Regions from separate parts of the Homo sapiens genome. Here region 2 is linked to region 1. Evidence: read pairs that join two places in POLR2A ChIA-PET (ENCODE). Cell type or tissue: PC-3. All regions are shown on one strand. Each heading gives the region's core, and the rest is flanking DNA. Links, peaks and the distances in the headings are about the cores only.

What was found. Peaks named below come from ENCODE experiments on the same cell type or tissue, not always from the same donor. Only the 100,000 strongest peaks of a DNase experiment are listed, where the experiment ranks them.
Region 2: POLR2A ChIA-PET joins it to region 1 with 17 read pairs; 4 of 35 experiments call an interaction of 5 or more read pairs at or near these places.

Annotation. Positions count from the first base shown.
Region 1 is chr15:45,502,089-45,512,363 of GRCh38, forward strand. It overlaps SLC30A4 (solute carrier family 30 member 4), which reads right to left. Exons shown (of 8, transcript NM_013309.6): 3 at 9,050-9,196. It also overlaps the pseudogene HMGN2P46. Among named protein-coding and RNA genes, the nearest start is that of SLC30A4, 16 kb to the right of the region's middle. In PC-3, for the core only: no CTCF peak of the experiment used is centred there; no DNase peak of the experiment used is centred there.
Region 2 is chr15:45,642,976-45,653,250 of GRCh38, forward strand. The region is part of intron 1 of SQOR (sulfide quinone oxidoreductase); the gene reads left to right. Among named protein-coding and RNA genes, the nearest start is that of SQOR, 13 kb to the left of the region's middle. In PC-3, for the core only: no CTCF peak of the experiment used is centred there; DNase peaks (open chromatin) are centred at 2,846 and 6,066; H3K4me3 peaks cover 627 bases; H3K27ac peaks cover 4,933 bases.

The DNA.
Region 1 (10,275 bases), core at 982-8,981:
GTGACTTTTTACTTTTTTTTTTTTTTTTTTGAGACAGAGTCTCACTCTTGTTGCCCAGGCTGGAGTGCAATGGCATGATCTCAGCTCACCGCAACCTCCACCTCCCGGGTTCAAGCGATTCTCCTGCCTCAGCCTCCTGAGTAGCTGGGATTATAAGCATGTGCCACATGTATTTTTAGTTGAGATGGGGTTTCTCCATGTTGGTGAGGCTGGTCTCGAAATCCAACCTCAGGTGATCCACTAGCCTCGGCCTCCCAAAGTGCTGGGATTACAGGCATGAGCCACCGCACCCAGCCTATATTTTTTTATTTTTTTGAGACAGGGTCTTGCTCCATCACCCAGGCTAGAGTGCAGTGGCCCGAACATGGCTCACTGTAGCCTCAACCTCCTGGACCCAAGCAATCTTCCTATCTTAGCCTCCCAAGTAGCTGGGACCACAGGTGTGTGCCACCACATCTGCTAATTTTTCTTTTTATAAAGACGGGATCTCCCTGTGTTGCCCAGGCTGGTCTCCAACTCCTGGGCTCAAGTGATCCTCCTGTCTTGGCCTCCCAAAGTGCTGCAATTAGAGGTATGAGCCACAGTGCCTGGACTATTAGTGACTTTAAAAGGTTCCATTCATCAGGCCTGGTGCAGTGGCTTATGGTTGTAATCCCAGCACTTTGGGAGACTGAGGTGGAAGGATAGCTTGAAGCTAGGAGTTCAGGACCAGCCTGGCAACAAAGCAAGACCATGTCTGTACAAAAAATTAAAAAATTAGCTGGGTATGGTGGTATATGCATGCAGTCCTAGCTACTCTGGAGGCTGCGAGGGTAAGATTTCTAGAGCTCAGGAGTTCGACGGTGCAGTGAGCTATGATGGTGTCATTGTATTCCAGCCTGGAAAACAGAAAAAGACCGTGTCTCGAAAAAAAAAAAAGACTCCATTCATCTAAAGATAATTTACACACGAATTTCAGAAATACATCTGCCTGTTTGTCTATTATCAGTTTCTATACACCTTCACATGTGTAATATACTTTTATTGAATACTAGATAATCCAAATTAGATACATGTATCAGCTGTAATTTGACATTAACCACAATATAAGTAAATATTAAAAACTCTTTATTACAGAAGGAGAAGCAAAGGCACAGTAAAACTATTTACCCTAGATCAACAGGACAAAAGAAGACCTGAAATTAATTTTCATTTCCTCATTTAATATTTTATTCAATAAAAGCTAATCCTTTTAGAAGGTCATGGACTCACTGGGCATTGTGGCTCACACCTATAATCCCAGCACTTTGGGAGGCTGAGGCGGGCGGATCACAAGGTCAGGAGTTCGAGACCAGCATGGCCAATATGGTGAAACCCCGTCTCTACCAAAATACAAAAATTAGCTGGGCATGGTGGTGGGCGCCTGTAGTCCCAGCTACTCGAGAGGCTGAGGCAGGAGAATCGCTTCAATCTGGGAGGGGCAGGTTGCAGTGAGCCAAGATCGAGCCACTGCACTCCAGCCTGGGTGACAGAGGGAGACTCCATTTCAAAAAAAAAAAGTCATGAACTCAAAACAAAAAAAAACAAACAGGCTGTGCATGGTGGCTCACGCCTGTAATCTCAACACTTTGGGAGGTGGGAGGCCGAGGTGGGCAGATCACCTGAGGTCGGGAGTTCAAGACCAGCCCGACCAACATGGAGAAATCCCATCTCTACTAAAAAGACAAAATTAACTGGGTGTGGTGGCACATGCCTGTAATCCCAGCTACTTGGGAGGCTCAGACAGGAGAATCGCTTGAACCCAGGAGGCAGAGGTTGCGGTGAGCTGAGATCGTGCCATTGCACTCCAGCCTGGGCAACAAGAGTGGAACTCAGTCTCCAAAATAAATAAATAAATAAATAAATAAAAATTTAAAAACAAGAAAAAATAGCTAATCTTTGGGTTACAGAAGAAACAAAAATGATTCCTTCTTCACTCCAGACCATTTGGAGGAACTGAGAGGGGAAGTAATAGCCTCCAGAGTAACTAAATAGACAGTACTTGATCATGTAAAGCTAATTCTCTATAAGAAAATTCCAGATTCAGTTTAAACTGTACAGAAAGAACTAATGGGAAGAGGAGAAAACTAAAATGTGAATAGCATATAACAACATCACTGTTTTACCATCAAGTAGAATTGCTCCTTCAATTTCTTTTATTTCTACCTTTTTAGCAAAACTATTCTCACTTGGGTGAGAACCCATTTTCATTGGTACTTCAAAACTATTCATAAGCAAAAATCAGTGTCAAAAATATTTAGTAACTTAAAAAAAACAAAAAGTATAAGTAGAGACGGACAAGAACTCCTCCTGCTTTCTCCCACTGGGCTCATCGTATTTCTGTTCCATTACATAAGAGACTAAAACTGACAAACTCTGTTTTATCGCTAACACCTAAAAGCAATAAATGTGATTTGTTACCATATTATGATAAAATTTAACCAAAAAATTTTAAAGATCGGATATTCTGCAGTTTACAGTGACATTTATGTATATATGCCTAAAAGCTACATATAAACCTTGAATTCATTTAAAATTATTTCCAAAGAATAAATGAAGGCTGCTTTTGAAGTGCCAGGCATTTTTCTAATTACTTTACAAATATTAACTCATTTAATATTTGTAATAACTCTATTATAAAGTAGGCACTACTATTAGTTTCCTTTTACAAATAGAAAATGGAGGCACAAAGATGTTAGGTAACTTGCCCAAGGTCAAACTGGTAGGAAGTTAGGGAGCCAGAGCTTGAGCCAAACTATTGGTCTCAGGGTCTGTTCTCTTGACAACTTCTCTTTGTTGCCTCTCATGGGTCCTTGTAAATACCAATCAAAAGTCTACAATCAACCGGGTATGGTGGCTCACGCCTGTAATCCCAGCACTTTGGGAGGCTGCGGTGGGAGGATCACATGAGGTCGGGAGTTCGAGACTAGCCTGGCCAACGTGGTGAAACCCCATCTCTACTAAAAATACAAAAATCAGCTGGGAATGGTGGCACACGTCTATAATCCCAGCTACTTGGGAAGCTAAGGCAGAAGAATCGCTTGAATCCGGGAGGTGGAGGTTGCAATGAGCCAAGATTGCGCCATTGCACTCCAGCGTGGGCAACAAGAGCAAAACTCCATCTCAAAAATTAAAAAAAAAAAAAAAAAGAAAGAAAAGAAAAAAAAAGGCTACAATCAATAGTCCATAAATAAATATAAACCAATCTAAAGCCTACAGAGAATGTGATCTTTTAAAGCAGAAACACATCCATATAACAACTAAAATGGCAATTACAGCTAAGCTATGGTTTGATATTTACTATTGTCAGATAGAGTGTAAAATTTCATTCTTCAGTGTAGAAGAAATTCCCAGGAAATCTAATTTTCTGCTTCCTCATGCAGAATCCCAAGACAATATCCTGTTTTCAATTTTTATTCAAAAGGAGCAAGGGAATATTACTTCTATCTGAATAGTTAAGTGGTTGTTCTCCTCCTTTAAGCTCTGACATTTTCAAACCAGAAGCTTCTATGTACTGTTATAAAGTGATCTGGAGGTGGAACTCTATATAGAATCACTGCCTCCAGGTCTAGAGTTGAGTATACAGTATACTGCCTATTGCATAAAAAAGGGTGGTGAGAAGCAGGATATGAACATATATATGTATTTGCTTATGTTTTCAAAAGGAAGTGCTGGAAGGATAGGCTAGAAACCAATTAAAAGGGTCTACTCTTATGGAATGGTATGGGGAGATGGAGTGGAGGGGAATGAAAGCAAGACTTCTCTGTGTTTTCTTTTAAAAAATAATTTTTGGCCAGGCATGATGGCTTATCTCTGTAATCCCAGCACTTTGGGAGGCCGAGGCGGGTGGATCACTTGATCTCAAGAGTTCAAAACCAGCCTGGGAAACAGGCTGCAGAGTTTGCAACCAGCCTGGGAAACAAAGCCTCGTCTCTACAAAAAATACAAAAGTTAGCCAGGCATGGTGGTGCATGCCTGTGGTCCCAGTCCCAGTCCCAGCTACTCGAGAGGCTGAGGTGGGAGGATTGCTTGAGCCTAGGAGGTCAAGGATGCAGGGGGCTGAGATCACGCCACTGCACTCCAGCCTGGACAACGGAGTGAGACCCACTCTCAAATAAATAAATTAATAAAATAAAATTTGACTTTTGCAACATGTTTTGCATATTTACAAAATAAATCAACAGAGAAAAAACCCATCCCTGTCCCACCCCACCATGTCATCAAAACAAAACAAAATTCAACAAGAATGGTAACAAACCAAGCTTCTTGTGGGGATTCCCTCTGTGAAGTTTTCAGGACCTGAATCTCCAAGTCTGGAATTAGAGATCACAAGAGCTACCCTACTTAAGTGTGTCCAAATGTAAATATATCTCTCCCCATAGAACTTCAAGAGATTACTCTGAAGCAATGGTACTGTGGAACTCAGGGACACCAACTGCTTTGGTTTACAGCTTTATTCATCAAATTCTATGTATCTTTGAATCTTCCTCAAGCAAACTAAGTTTTTTCTTCCAAATTTCCACCATTATTTCATAGAGCAGAATAAGTGAAATAAGGTCTATATCTAGATATCCCCTCATAATATTTCAGAATACAAAACAACAAAAAAAAGAAGATCCCAAAAGTTTCAGTGTGAAGCTTGAGTACCTTCTTAGCTCAGGAAATACCTATCTATCTATATCTTTAACAATTCCCTCCCTTTCATTTTTTTAGATGACTTTTAAAAATTGACATAAAATTCATGTAACAAAATTCACCATTTTAAAGTGTACAATTCAGTGGTTTTCAGTACATGTACAAGGTTGTGCAGCCATCATCACTACTAATTCCAGAACATGTTCAACACCTCAAAAAGAAATACCATATGCATTAAGTGGTTACTTCTTTTTATTTTTTAAGTTCTATTTTTCTGAGGTTCTTAATAGTAAGGCTTGGCTGGGGGCGGTGGCTCATGCCTATAAACCCAGCACTTTGGGAGGCCGAGGCGGGTGGATCACGAGGACGGGAGATCCAGATCATCCTGGCCAACATGGTGAAATCCCGTCTCTACTAAAAATACAAAAATTAGCCATGAGTGGCGGCGGGCCCCTGTAATCCCAGCTACTCTGGAGGCTGAGGCAGGAGAATCACTTGAACCTGGGAAGTGGAGGTTGCAGTAAGCCGAGACCGCGCCATTGCACTCCAGCCTGGGTGACACAGTGAGACTCTGTCTCAAAAATAAATAAATAAATAAATAAATAAATAAATAAATAATAAATTTCAGGAATAATTTTAATTTCAAAGAGCTATTTCTTGTATTTATTTTTCCAAAACATTTTACTGTTTTATTATTCTGAGCATATTAATAAGATAATTTAAAAACTTTTCTCCTGGTTCTGTTCTTTTCTTTTTCCTTTTTTTTTTTTTTGTCTCACTCTGTTGCCCAGGCTGGAGTGCAGTGGCTTGATCTTGGCTCACTGCAACCTCCACCTCCCAAGTTCAAGTGATTCTCATGTCTCAGCCTCCCATGCAGCTGGTATTACAGGTGGGCACCACCATGCCCAGCTAGGTTTTGTATTTTTAGTAGAAACAGGGTTTCACCATGTTGGCTAGGCTGGTCTCAAACTCCTGGCTTCAAGTGATCCGCCCACCTTGGCCTCCCAAAGTGATAGGATTACAGGCATGAGCCACCATGCCCAGCTTCTCCTGGTTCTTTAAGTTACTTCTCTTTCCTTTAGGGTTAATTTTTCTATTAGTTTAGTTTTGGTCATTTTAATTCATGGTGCTGGTTTTTCCCACATGCTGGAAGATTCTTGGTTGTCTATTCATACTTAGGGCAGAAGGATAGGGAAACTATCCTTTGTAAAAAGGAAATGCTGGAAGGATAAGCCAGAAATGAATTGAAATAATATTTTTTGGTAGAGACAGGGTCTTCCTATGTTGCCCAGGCTGGTCTCGAACTTCTGGGTTCAAGGGATCCTTCTGCCTCAGCCTCCCACAATGCTAGGATTGCAGGCATAAACCACCATGTCCAGCCTAAAATGGTTATTAATATGGGGTGTAGGGCAGGGCAGAGGATAACTATATTCCTTTAGGATGAGTAGGTGGAGAATCAGGATATGAGGTGGTAGAAATCTGAATTCTGGTAAAAGTAAGACTTATTTTGGAGCATCAACTTCCACACTAATTCTTAGTTTTCCCTGAACATTTTGTTCAGTTTCTTTCTAGAAGAACTATGTGGTGTTTTACTTGGCGGAAAGTGTAGGCTGCCTGAGTAGAGGTAGGAGTAAGAAGGGAGGTAGGGGCATAGTGACCACTGGGAACGGCTTCCCACTTATTCAATTAATCTTCCGTTTTCAGCCCCAATTCTCATTTCTGCTCATCTCTGTCCCTAAGCCTTAAGATCTGTTGGGCTGGTCCAGTTCCTAGTTCAGAGTATGTTCTACACATTGCTTCTTGGCTTGTTTTCTCCTTCAACCCACTCATATGTACTTTACAACTTCCAAAAATTTCTGGAAATGTGTTTACTGGTAACCCAATCATGTAATTCTCTTTGGTGTTTTGGTACCTCTATGTTTTTATCTTAATGGACTCTCAGAGAGACAGGAATCAAATGGTGCTGTCTGGTCTACCTTCTTGGAACTTAGTACTTTTAAGGAAAGGGAAAGATTTGACTTTCTATAGAAAATTCCAGAGACACAATAGGACCGGTCAGTTCTATTGTCTCTTATTTTTACATAGTATTTATTTATGAAGAAGCAAAGTGACTATGTAGAACAAACACTAAGTACTTCTTTAATATTTAATAGAAGTTTCATTATTATGGGTTCTTAACTTATATGTGTAGCATCTTCTGTGTTCTGTTATTGCATGTTTCTGAGGGAGTGTTTCACTGCTTTCATCAGAATTCCAAAGGGTTTATAACCTAAAAGAGTTTAAGAACCACAGGACTATATAAATGTACTCTCTCAAGCAGTGTTAAAAAAATTCCCATTCCATGATGATATGTTTACATCTTAGATCTTAACTGCAGGTGTTTAAATCTCAAAAAAATTAATGTTTAAAAATAATTTTGAAGCTGTTTAAAAATCCTAAGGCAACCAGTAAACAAATGACTATATAATATGTTGAGAAGCAGTGGAGTTTCCTTTAGGAACACATTCTTTTTTTTTTTTTTTTTTGAGAGAGACAAGAGTCTTACTCTGCCGCCCAGAATGGAGTGCAGCAGCATGATCTAGGCTCACTACAACCTCCGCCTCCCGGGTTCAAGCAGTTCTTCTGCCTCAGCTTCCTGAGTAGCTGGGATTACAGGCGTGCACCACCATGCCCAGCTAATTTCTGTATTTTTAGTAGATATGGGGTTTCACCATGTTGGCTAGGCTGGTCTTGAACTCCTGATCTCAGGTGATCCGCCCACCTCGGCCTCCCAAAGTGCTGGGATTACAGACGTGAGCCACCGTGCCTGGCCAGGAACACATTCACATGCATTATGCAGTAGCTTAACAAAAGAAAAACTTCACTTGGGGCTTTAGCTCTTTTGTACAGTAGCTGAGAGTACGGAGGGGTGGGGATGCTAGATAATTTTCCAACCTGATGACCTGGATAGCTACTTGGAATATCACCATTTAGGTACAGTGTCAAGTTTTGCACCAGAAGACCCAGTCACTAAGTAAGAGGTCCTGGATGCTGTGGGCCAGTCATGGCAGCTCACACCTGTAATCCCAGCACTCTGGGAGGCCAAGGTAGGAGGATGGCTTGAGCACAGGAGTTTGACATCAGCCTGGGCAAAGGATGACCCCCTTGTAGGTAGGCCCTGTCTCTACAAAAATCACAAAAATTAGCTGAGCATGCTAGTGCACGCCTATAGTCCCAGCTACTCGGGAGGCTGAGGTGGAAGGATCACTTGAGCCTGGAAGGTGGAGGTTGTAGTGAGCTGAGATCACACCACTGCACTCCAGCCTGGGCAACAGCGCAAGAAGATCACACCACTGCACTCCAGCCTGGGCAACAGTGCAAGAAGATCACACCACTGCACTCCAGCCTGGGCAACAGAATAAGACTCTGTCTTAAAAGCAAAAACGAGAAATAAATTCAAAGAAAATGTACGTAAAGAAACAAAAAGTTTACTGCACTCCAGCCTGGGCAACAGAGCAAGACTCTGTCTTAAAAGCAAAAAACAAAAAACAAATACAAAGAAAATATAGGTAAAGAAACAAACAAAAAATCTACAGTCTAAGTTTTTTTAGGCTAAAAAATAAAAAAGATGATGAGGAATTGATTGATATATTAGCCAGGAGCATCAGTGTTCCTACAAAATGAAATTATCAGATATTAACTCTAGTTCTTTGAGGCAAGTTTTGCTGAAGCTACTTAAATGTCAACTTTTGGGTTCTACTTTTGAGTCTGACATCTGGGTAAATGTTACTTCATATAATAGTTCAGGTAATTATTTTATACATATTTTCAAAATAAGCAAAAAATTTAAAAACAGTAATACAGTAAGAAGCAGAGCTGTGTAGATAGCAATGTATGATTTTAACTCTTTATAATTAAACATTAAAATTTGTTCAAAACAGGCAAATAAAAATGTGTGCATTTGCAGAATTATGTTGATACGATGGCTGCAGTCAAGTTCAGCCACACAGCATACATTATACCTGTGATAGCTCTGCTTAAAATCTAAGCTATGGTAGCTTTGGCTGAAATACCTGAAGTAAAAGAGAGAAGCTAATGCTCATTAACGGGTTAAACCCATGTGGTTTTGCTTTGTTCAATAAACTGAAAGTAAACTTTTTTCTGATGATATCTTCAGGACATAGGGAGCAACCTTTGAAGATTAATGATCATCATATAATTTTATATGTGTAAACTGTTTAGCTGACTAGGCTAAATGTACCCTGGAAAAGATGTTTCTGAATAAATTTTGTTTATCTATTTTCATTTGCTTTGTTCAAACAAGATATCACTGGAACGAGTTCAGTTAATCAGGGTTATAGTTCATTGTGGTTTTACTATAAAATATTATAAAGCAAAAGAAACACCAACTACCTACCTAAGCGATGAAATCCAAAGGTGAATCTTTTGGTTGGTGATTTTGATGATAGCCACAAAGCAAGCAGGGTGAGTATGATGGCGCTTAGGTCAGTTAACATATGAAGTGCATCTGTCATGATTGCTAGGCTATTTGCAATGTATCCACCTTAGAGTTACAAGTAGGAGAAAAAAGGAACAAGTTAATTTTTTAAAAAAGCAAGCAATCAAACTAGAAATATGCAATATCCTACAAAACATGAACTTCTAACTAAATCTTTATCCCATTACAATTAAATCAAGGTATTCTGAAATTTCATTCAAAATATTAGATATAGGTTCATTTTTCTGGTGAGAATATCCACTTCTTTTTTTCTTTTTTTTTTGAGACAGAGTCTCACTCTGTTGCCCAGGCTGGAGTGCAGTGGTGCAATCTCAGCTCACTGCAACCTCTGCCTTCTGGGTTCAAGTGATTCTTCTGCCTCAGCCTCCCGAGTAGCTGGGACTACAGGCACGTGCCACCACGCCCGGCTAATTTTTGTATTTTTAGTAGAGACAGGGTTTCACCATGTTGGCCAGGCTGGTCTCAAACTCCTGACCTCAACTGATCCACTCGCCTCGGCCTTGCAAGTGTTGGGATTATAGGCGTAAGCCAATGTGTCCAGCCAGAATATCCATTTCTAGTAACACATGCTGCAAGGAGTCAATGACCTTTAGAAAGTTAAGAACCACAAGGCAAATATATAGTGATTTTGTGTCTTGGTACTGAAGCTTTTGCTTAACTTACTAATTCTACTATTAGTGAATTAATAACCATATCTAAATATTACAACAAAGCTGAAGAAAAGAAGGGTGTTCACTTGTTGAGGGGCGTTGGAACATAAAATTAAACTGAGAAAACCTACAAAATGTACATTAGTTCGATATAAAATATGTAAAAATTAACTGATTCACTTAGCAACATCTCTGAAGAGGGGTACAAAAGGTAGTATTTAGGATACAATTTTTGTTATCGATTTTCCAGGCATTTAATATATATATTATACATTGTTTCATTGTGTGTCTGTATTGTCCCATAATGGACAACCAATTTTCCTAGCACTATTCACTGAATAAGCTTTTATGTGTATCAGAATCACCTGGAGGGCTTGTTAAACTACAAACTGCTTAACTCTACTCCCAGAATTTCTGATTCGGTAGGTCTGGGATGGTGATGGGGATGGGACCTGAGAATGTATATTGCTAACA
Region 2 (10,275 bases), core at 1,528-9,527, 140 kb after region 1:
TTTTGTTTCTCCTCCAACAGGAGGGTTAATTTGTTCCAACACCAGAAGATTCTCTTACTCAAAGCTGCCCCTTTGTGCGATCACTTTCCAGAACTTTGTTTTCCCATGTAAAGCCTCAATGCCCTAGCTAAAAGAGTGGGAGGGGGTCAGGCCTGGAGAAATTGCTGTCTCTCAGCTTGCATCCTTACATACAGTGGGCGCTCAATGAATACTTGTGGACACATTCTTTTTTCTTTTTGAGATGGAGTCTTGCTCTGTCACCCAGGCTGGAGTGTAGTGGTGCGATCTCGGCTCACTGCAGCCTCCGCCTCCCAGGTTCAAGCAATTCTTCTGCTTCAGTCTCCCAAGTAGCTGGGACTACAGGTGCGTGCCACCACGCCCAGCTAATTTTTTGTATTTTTAATACAGATAGGGTTTCACTGTGTTAGCCAGGATGGTCTCAATCTCCTGACCTCATGATCCGCCTGCCTCAGCCTCCCAAAGTGTTGGGATTACAGGCGTGAGCCACCATGCCTGGCCTGGAAACATTCTTAAACAGCAGCAGAATTGTGACCATGCGAATTTCATGTAAGTCTATTTCACAAAGATACACTTACATATTTAGCATAGCTAAATGTAAGTAATTTAATCGTATATCATTTGCGCAGGTAAAAATTCTCCTAATAAAAATTCAGCTTAGATTATCTTTCCTGATTTTCAGTTCTGCAAACTTAGCCCCTGTGTGATTGAGACAAATTCAGTGTAGGTATAAACCTGAATTTGCACATAGACTTATATGCTGCAGAAAACTTGTTTCTCACCTTCTTTTCTGAGCACTTCTGGCTGATGCCCTCCTTTATCAAGGTTAAATGGATAAAATAGATGTGAAGATTTTTCTTGGTGGAGAAGATATCTTAAGTTTCAATAGAATGGAGGATAGTATATGACAAAGGAAAGGAAGGCCACGTGCTGCTTCTTCTAGAGCGGTTACTGCCTTAAAAACTCAAACTGTAGCTATGTTATTTAGTTGCAAAAATTTATAAAAATTTAGCTCAATCACCCACAAATTGTAACATTCTTCGGTACTATGTAATTAAATTGCATTTTAGAGACGGCATAGAGACGGCGTATTTTTTTTTTCTCCTTTTTGAGACGGAGTCTTGCTCTGTTGTGCCCAGGCTGGAGTGCAGTGACGCGATCTCGGCTCACTGCAACCTCTGCCTCCCAGGTTCAAGCGTTTCTCCTGCCTCAGCCTCCTGAGTAGCTGGGATTACAGGCACCCGCCATCATGCCTGGCTAATTTTTGTATTTTTCAGAGACAGGGTTTCACCATGTTGGCCAGGCTGGTCTTAAACTCCTGACCTCAAGTGATCCACCTGCCTCGGCCTTCTAAAGTGCTGGGATTACAGGCATGAGCCACCGCGCCTGGCTTTTAAGATGCCGCCTGACAGTTTAGTGGATATGTGAGGAGAAGAAGCCGAGCAAAAATGTGTTAAACATGTAAAAGCTTCCATCTGACTGAATAGTTGGCACATGCATTTTAATCTAGATGTATTACAACGTACCTGGGATTTGTTTTAATCAAGTATGGTGAGGCCAACAGATCAGGAGGTGACTGCCATGAAGGAAGAAGCTCTTACTCACAGTTCCCTAGAAACAGGAGGCATAACACCTCACATGGGGCCATATGGGAAAGCACCTGCGTAGGTGAAGGGGCAGAAAAAGTGAGGGGAAAGAACAGGCAAAAGACTGTATTGTGAGGCAGGGGAAAGGGCTGGCTAGGTTTGGGATTGGCTAGTTTGAATAATTTTAGAGTGCTCCAGGATTCATGAGCTGCCTATAGTTGTAGTTGTCTGATGCCTGGCCCTGGAATAATAAGGGCAGGGGAAAATTGCCTCTTGCAGGGTTAAAGCCAAATAGAGGAGGTGGTTCAGAATATGGCTCTGGATTGATTGGTTTACATATCAAAGGTGTGGTCATAGGCAAGCCAGGCAAGCCATTTACCATCTCTCAGAGTTAGCTAGTCCTGGGAGGGGCAGTCTCTGGGATTAGCAAGACCCCAAAATGTCAAACCATAAAAAAATACAGACAATGAAAAACAGAATTAATACAGCAGGATTCAGAATATTGACAGGAAGGGGAAACAGTCAGTTGCCTTCCTGGTTTCATGAAGTATCTAATGCAGTGCCATTGATATGTGCTGTAAATATTACTGGACACGTTACTTGCATGTATTTTGGATTAAGAGGAGATTATGCTAAGGATCTCATTTATGGGCTAATGTTTGGCATTTTCTTGGCAACCAAAGTCATGCTAATCAGGTGACAGTAACAATTTCCTTTTTAAGGTATTTCCAGATTTAGACCCGCCTTCTTAGAGTTTAAGTCAGAGGGTGTGATGGTTAATTTTATGTTCCAGTTTGACTGGACTATGGGGTGCCTAGAAATTTGGTCAAACGGTATTCTGGGTGTGCCTGTGAGGGGGTTTCTGGATGAGAGTAACATTTGAATGGGTAGATTGAGCAAAACAGATTGTCTTCCCCAATGTGGGTTGGCCTTACGCAATCAGCTGAAAGCCTCAGTAGAACAAAAAGGCGAACACTCCCGTGAATGAGAGACAATCAGCCCTGCCTGCCTGAGTGTCTTGGAGCTGGGATATCGGATGTTCTTCTGTGTTGAGAGTCAACTGAAACATGGCTTGTCCTGTGTCTTGAGCTGGCCTTGAGACTGAAACTGTACCATAGGCTCTCCCGGGTCTTCAGCCTGCTGACTACAGAATTGGGACTTAGCTTCTATAATCTTGTGAGCCAGTTTCCAGGAATGTCCTTCATGTAATAGGGAAATGATGATGTTTGCTTTGGTTGCCTCCCTCATTCCTTTCACCTCCTCCAGTTAAATCTTGTTTTGACCCTTTATTGGCTGTGGGTGCAGGGAGTTTTCCCATGTTCCAGGAGGCAGCCAGCTTGTAACTAGCAAGCATTGCTATGTTTGTATTTCTGATACATTTTCTAAAAGAGATCGCAGAACAAAGGGTCCTGACTCACCAAGGATACAGGTATTTGTTGTGATTTACTTTCTCATTCAAAATACATATTGGATATTGTATCTAATTTTGTATTGGTAATTTTGGGTTATGAAACCCCAGATTTGAAGCCCCAAATTGTATAGGGTTCAATGCCCATAAAACCCAGATCTGCCCCTGCTTAGAGGCCGGCCCCTCTAGGAGACAGCATGTGGGGCCACCCAGAGATGCAGGACTCTTCTGTTCTGCCCTATCGCAGCAGAGAGGCCATCCCTGGAGCTGGAAGGTGCAGACTGGGAATTGCTCCTTCTCTGAATTGCTAGCTCCTGCTAATGCCTGCATTGCTGCTGCAAAGGATATTCAGAAAAAGTTGCTCGTCAGAAAAAGAATTCATGCTAGCTCTGGCCCTGCTGCTGATGCATTGTGTGAAACCCTTGAGTGACTTCACCTCTTGGAACTCAGTTTTCCCATTTGTAAAGTGATATCAATACTTCCGGTGTGGGCTCAGGTTTGGGCCCTGTGAATTGTAAAGCTCTATGCACATGGGAGGATGTATGATTATAAGTTGTGTTGCTATTACTTGTATTGCTAATATCTTGCTATTATTGAAATATGCCCAAACCTTAACATTTCAGTGACTAAAGAGCAAAACCAGTGTTCACTCTGACATAGTTTTTTTAAATTTTTCATTCATTCACTCATTTTAAGTTTTTATTGTGTAAACTTTCATCAAACATGTACAAAAATAGACTGCCACAAGGAATGCCCATATATATCCATCCACTGATTTCAAATTATTGCCAACTCATGGCCCATTTTGTTTCATCTACACCCCTACCCACTTACACCTCCTAAAATATTTTCAAGCAAATTCCGAGTCATTTCAACTATAAGAATCTCGGTGTATATTTCTGAAAGATAAAGACTCCTAAAAAATTAAATCAGTACTATTATTGTACCTTGCCCTTCTCTGCCAAAAAAACTTAATTTCTTTCTTTTCAGTTTATTTAGTAAGCTAAAATTTAGTAACAGGGAGGCCGAGGCTGGTGGATCAACTGAGGTCAGGAGTTCGACACCAGCTTGGCCAACATGGTGAAACTCAGTCTCTATTAAAAATATATAAATTAGCTGGGTGTTGTGGTGGGCGCCTGTAATCCCAGCTACTCAGGAGGCTGAGACAGGAGAATCGCTTGAATCCGGGAGGAGGAGGTTGCAGTGAGCCGAGATCATGCCACCGCACTCCAGTCTGGGCAACAGAGTGAAACTCTGTTAGAAAAAAACAAAACAAAACAAAACATATATTCACTCTCACCTCCCACCTCACTCCATGGGATTCAACCAAGCTACTTTAACTTTTTTTTTTTTTTTTGAGACAGGGTCTTTGTCTGTGGCCCAGGCAGGAGTGCAGTGAGGCAGTCTCCACTCACTGCAACCTCCTCTTCCTGGGTTCAAGTGATTCTCCTGCCTCAGCCTCCCTAGTAGCTGGGATTATAGAAGCACACCACCACGCTTGGCTAAATTTTGTACTTTTAGTAGAGATGGGGTTTCGCCCTGTTGCCCAGGCTGGTCTCGAACTCCTGAGCTCAAGCAGTGCGCCCGCCTTGGCCTCCCAAAGTGCTGGGATTATTTTATTTTCATTCAAATTTAAAGTAGCTTGGGCCAGGCCCGGTGGCTCAGGCCGGTAAATCGCAGCACTTTGGGAGGCCAAGGCGGGTGGATCTCTTGAGGCCAGGAGTTTGAGACCAACCTGGCCAACATGGCAAAATCCCGCCTCTACTAAAAGTAGAAAAATTAGCTGGGCGTGGTTGTGGGTGCCTGTAATCCCAGCTACTCGGGAGACTTGAAGCACAAGAATCGCTTAAGCCCAGGAGGCGGAGGCTGCAGTGAGTGGAGATCATGCTGCTGCACTCCAGCCTGGGCGACAAGTGACAGAGCAAGACTGTCTCAAAAACAAAATAAAATAAAATAATTTCAGCCAACAGGCATTTTTCCTGAATTATTAGATAGTTTGAATTAAGTTCTGTTGCTTAGTCATGTGACCTTAGGCAAGTTCTCTATCTCTACTCAAACCCTCAATTTTATCATCTGTAAAATGGGGATTTTATTTATAAGGTTATGAGGAGTCTTTGAGACAGCACAAGTACAACTGGTAAACAATAAATGTTAGTTATTATTTCAATGATAGTTTTTTGTTTTTTTGTTTTTTTGTTTTTTTTTTGAGACGGAATCTTGCGCCACCGTCACCAGGCTGGAGTGCAGTGGCACGATCTTGGCTCACTGCAACCTCCGCCTTCTGGGTTCAAGCGATTCTCATGCTTCAGCCTTCCCAGTAGCTGGGATAACAGGCATGTGCCACCATACCCAGCTAATTTTTGTATTTTTAGGAGAGACGGGGTTTCACCATATTGGCCAGGATGGTCTCCATCTCCTGACCTCGTGATCCGCCCACCTTGGCCTCGCAAAGTGCTGGGATTACAGGCGTGAGCCACCACACCCAGCCAGAATAGATTATTTTCCTACCAAATCCTGTCTTCTGGATTTGAAATAAGAAAATATTTGGTTAAGAGGTGTAAATAACTGATAATAGCATTAGGGCTGACTTAATTAATTAAATACGCCCAGAAAGCCCAAGTGGGAGGATTTAGTTGAGGAGGAGGAGGAGTTTTCCAACAGTCCCTCCACCTGGGCACCAGGTGTAAGCCTGACCTGTGCCGTGTACACAGTGCTCATTCGTGCCCTGAGACAGGAAGCTACAGAGATCCAGACCAACAGCTCACAGTAAGCTTGGGCCAGGTCTGGCGGGAAGAACAGAGTAGGCAACAAGAGCTGGACACTGTTTAATGATTAGACTGTTTTCCTCTTTGATTTTGGAAGTGTTCTACAAAGGTGATCTGTTAAAGGTTGGCCCTGTGGTTATTGAAACCCAAAGCAGAGTGGGCCCAGCCTGGCCTAGGCTTGAGAGGAAACAATTGTAAATCAAAGACCCACTGTGTCCTCAAAAGCAAAAATAGCTGAAGGGTTGATGACAATCCTTGGCTTGGTGAATCTTTCATTAAGAATGCTCTGAGTAATTCTTGCTTAGCCAGCAGCTCTGTTTGAACTCTGCCAGGTGCCCTGGCTGCTCACAAACCATGTCATGTGACATAAGATTAGGAAGCTTTTGACACAGGCAGTCTGTATTGCTTGTCCAGGAAGGGCTGTAGTGGAAAGGTATGAAGTCCCAAAGACTTGTCCAGACCAGGTCTGGAACTAGGGGCCAGTGATGGAAGTAGGGGATGCCCAGTCCGCTGTCTTATCTTTCAATCAACAGGGACTTTACTTCTCCAGTTAGACTGCAGTCATATCAAAGCATTCATTCCCATCCTTTGAAGGAGGGACACAATCAATTTAGAATAGAGGAATTTTAATCTAACTTAAAAGCATAATACTATTTGATTATAAAATATATTGCATGTGCCATTTGGTAAATGAAAGTTAAATTTACCTTATTTATTGATGTTTTTCTTTTTCTTTTTTTTGAGACAGAGTCTTGCTCTGTTGCCCAGGCTGGAGTGCAGTGGTGCAATCTTGGCTCACTGCAACCTCCGCCTCCCTGGCTCAAGCAATTGATTCTCCTGCCTCAGCCTCCTGAGTAGCTGGGATTACAGGCACCTGCCTCCATGCCCAGCTAATTTTTTTTGTATTTTTGGTAGAGACAGGGTTTCACCATGTTGGCCAGGCTAGTCTCAAACTCCTGGCCTGAGGTGATCTACCTGACTTGGCCTACCAAAGTGCTGGAATTACAGGCGTGAGCCACTGTGCCTGGCCTCATTTTTTAAGAATTGCTGGGGTAAGGGGAAATGAGAAGGTGGGATATGGGCAATGCTTTTTGTTGTTGTTGTTTTTGTGTGTGTTTTTTTGAGACAGTCTTCCTGTCACCCAGGCTGGCGTGACCTCAGCTCACTGCAACCTCTGCCTCCCGGGTTCAAGTGGGGGTCCTGCCTCAGGCTCCCAAGTACCTGGGATTACAGTTATGTGCCACCACAGCCCGCTAATTTTTGTATTTTTAGTAGAGATGCGGTTTCACCATGTTGGCCAGGCTGGTCTTTAACTCATGACCTCAAGTGATCCATCTGCCTCAGCCTCCCAAAGTGCTGGGATTACAGGCACGAGCCACTGTGCCTGACTTTTTTTTAAGCCTTTGCAATGTGGTCTGGCTCTGTCGCCCAGGCTAGAGTGCAATGGCATGATCTTGACTCATTGCCACCTCCACTTCCTGGGCTGAAACCGTCCTCCTACTGTGTCCGGAATTGGTGGGTTCTTGGTCTGACTGACTTCAAGAATCACCCTGTGGACCCTCGTGGGGAGTGTTACAGTTCTTAAAGGCGGCGTGTCCGGAGTTTGTTCCTTCTAACGTTCGAATGTGTTTGGAGTTTCTTTCTTCCTTCTGGTGGGTTCGTGGTCTCCCTGGCTCAGGAGTGAAGCTGCAGACCTTCACAGTGAGTGTTACAGCACATAAGGGTAATGCCAGTGTGGACTCAAAGAGCGAGCAACAGCAAGATTTATGGCAAAGAGCAAAAGAAGAAAGCATCCACAACACGAAAGAGGACCAGAAAGGACTGCCACCGCTCGCTCGGGCAGCCTGCTTTTATTCCCTTATCTGGCCCCACCCACATCCTGCTGATTGGTCCATTTTACAGAGAGCTGATTGGTCTGTTTTTATAGAGAGCTGATTGGTCCGTTTTGACAGGGTGCTGATTGGTGTGTTTACAAACCTTGAGCTAGACACAGAGTGCTGATTGGTGTATTTACAAACCTTGAGCTAGACACAGAGTGCTGATTGGTGTATCTACAATCCCTTAGCTAGACATAAAGGTTCTCCAAGTCCCCACCAGATTAGCTAGACACTGGGTACTGATTGGTGCCTTTACAAACCTTGAACTAGACGTAAAAGTTCTCCAAGTCCCCACCTGACTCAGGAGCCCAGCTGGCTTCACCTAGTGGATCCCGTGCCAGAGCCGAGGCGGAGCTGCCCCCGGGTCCCGCACCGCGCACCTGCACTCCTCAGCCCTTGGGCGGTCAATGGGACAGGGCATCACAGAGCAGGGGGCGGCGCCCATCAGGGAGGCTCACCCGTGTGGGAGCCCACCGCTGGGGGGCTGGGGCATGGCGGGCTGCAGGTCCCAAGCCCTGCCCTGTGGGGAGGCAGCTGAGGCCTGGAGAAGAATTCAAGCGCAGCACCTGCGGGCCGGCACTGCTGGGGGACCTGGTGCACCCTCCGCAGCTGCTGGCCCGTGCTAAGCCCCTCACTGCCCGGGCCTGTGGCACCAGCCTGCCACTCCAAGTGCGGGGCCTGCTGAGCCCACGCCCACCCAGAACTCGTGCTGGCCCGCGAGCGTCGCTGGCAGCCCCGGTTCCCGCCCGCGCCTCTCCCTCCACACCTCCCTGCAAGCAGAGGGAGCTGGCTCTGGCCCCTGCCAGCCCATAGAGGGGCCCCCACAGCGCAGTGGCGGCCTGAAGGGCTCCTTGAGCATGGCCAGAGCGGATGCCAAGTCCGAGGAGGTGCTGAGAGCGAGTGAGGGCTGCGAGGGCTGCCAGCACGCTGTCACCTCTCACTACCTCAGCCTCCAAGGTAGCTGGGACTACAGGCATGTGCCACTATGCCCGTCTAATTTCTTTTTTTTTGTATTTTTGGTAGAGATGGGGTTTTGGCATCTTGGCTATGGCTGGTCTCAAACTCCTGGCCTCAAGCAATCCTCCCACCTGGGCCTCCCAAAGTGCTAGGATTACAGGCATGAGCCACCGTACCCGGCCTTGATTTTTAAGTGTATTTCATCTTGTAAGAATGTAGAGATGAAGTGGCTGCATTCTCCTGTATCATTGGTAGTTAATTCTTCTTCTTCTTCTCCTTCTCCTCCTTCTCCTTCTTCTTCTTCTTCTTTCTTTTTTTTAAAAACAGACTCTCACTCTGTTGCCCAGGCTGGAGTGCAGTGGCATGATCTCAGCTCACTGCAACCCCCCGCCTCCTGGGTTCAAGCAATTCTTGTGCCTCAGCCTCCCAAGCGTGTGCCACCACGCCTGGCTAATTTTTGTATTTTTAGTAGACAGGGGGTTTTGATATGTTGGCCAGGCTAGTCTCAAATTCCTGACCTCAAGTGATCTGCCCACCTTGGCCTCCTGAGGTGCTGGGATTACAGGCGTGAGCCACCACGTCCGGCCGGTAGTTAATTCTTATTTCTTAAAAAAGCTGTATGTTTCAGGCTATCTTCTGAGGAGACTAAGAAATCATATCAGATTTATGCTCCTTGTTGACAGAAGTTTTCAGTTTTCTATTTCTTCTCTGCTGACTTTAGGGTCCAGTTTGATCTTCCATTGAGTGATTGATTGATTGATTGATTGAGACAGAGTCCCACTCTGTTGCCCAGGCTGGAGTGCAGGGGTGTGATCTCAGCTCACAGCCACCACCACCTCCCAGGTTGAAGCAATTCTTGTGCCTCAGCTTTCACAGTAGCTGGGATTACATGCACGGGGTACCACGCCGGCAGGTCCGGCTACTTTTTTCTAGTTTTTGTAGAGACCAGGTTTCACCATGTTGGCCAGGCTGTTCTGAAACTCCTGATCTTAAGTAAGTGACCCGCCCACCTCAGCCTCCCTAAAGTTTTGGTATTACAGGCGTGAGCCTCCTTTTTTTTTTTTTTTTTTTTTTTTTTGCCTTCTCGTTAAGATTGTGTGGCTGGCCGGGCACGGTGGCTCACACCTGTAATCCCAGCATTGTGGGAGGCCGAGGCAGGTGGATCACTTGAGGTCAGGAGTTCAAGACCAGTCTGGCCAACGTGGTGAAACCCCATTTCTACTAATAATACAAACTTAGGTAGGTGTGGTGGCAGGCACCTGTAATCCCAGCTACTCGTGGGGGCCGGAGACAGGAAAATTGCTTGAACCTGGGAGGTGGAGGTTGCAGTGAGTCGAGATCCAGCCTGGGCGACAGAGCAAGATTCCGCCTCAAAAAAAAAAGAAAAAAGAAAGATTGTGTGGCTGTTGCTTCCTTCAATTTTATCTTTCTCTGCTTGTTGCTATAAACTTGGTTTAGGTCAATGTCAGAAATTACTGTTGGTTCCTAAGTGATGTTTTCTGATGCCACTTCTAACATCAAATATATGTTCTCTTTTTCAATACCAATCAATACCAACTAGGTGCCCAATAATTCAATTCAATTGTGGCATTAGCTCCCGGAGTTAGTGGAGGCCCCGTAGTTTAAAGCTCAGTCCCACAAGACTGCCCTCACTTCAGACGCCA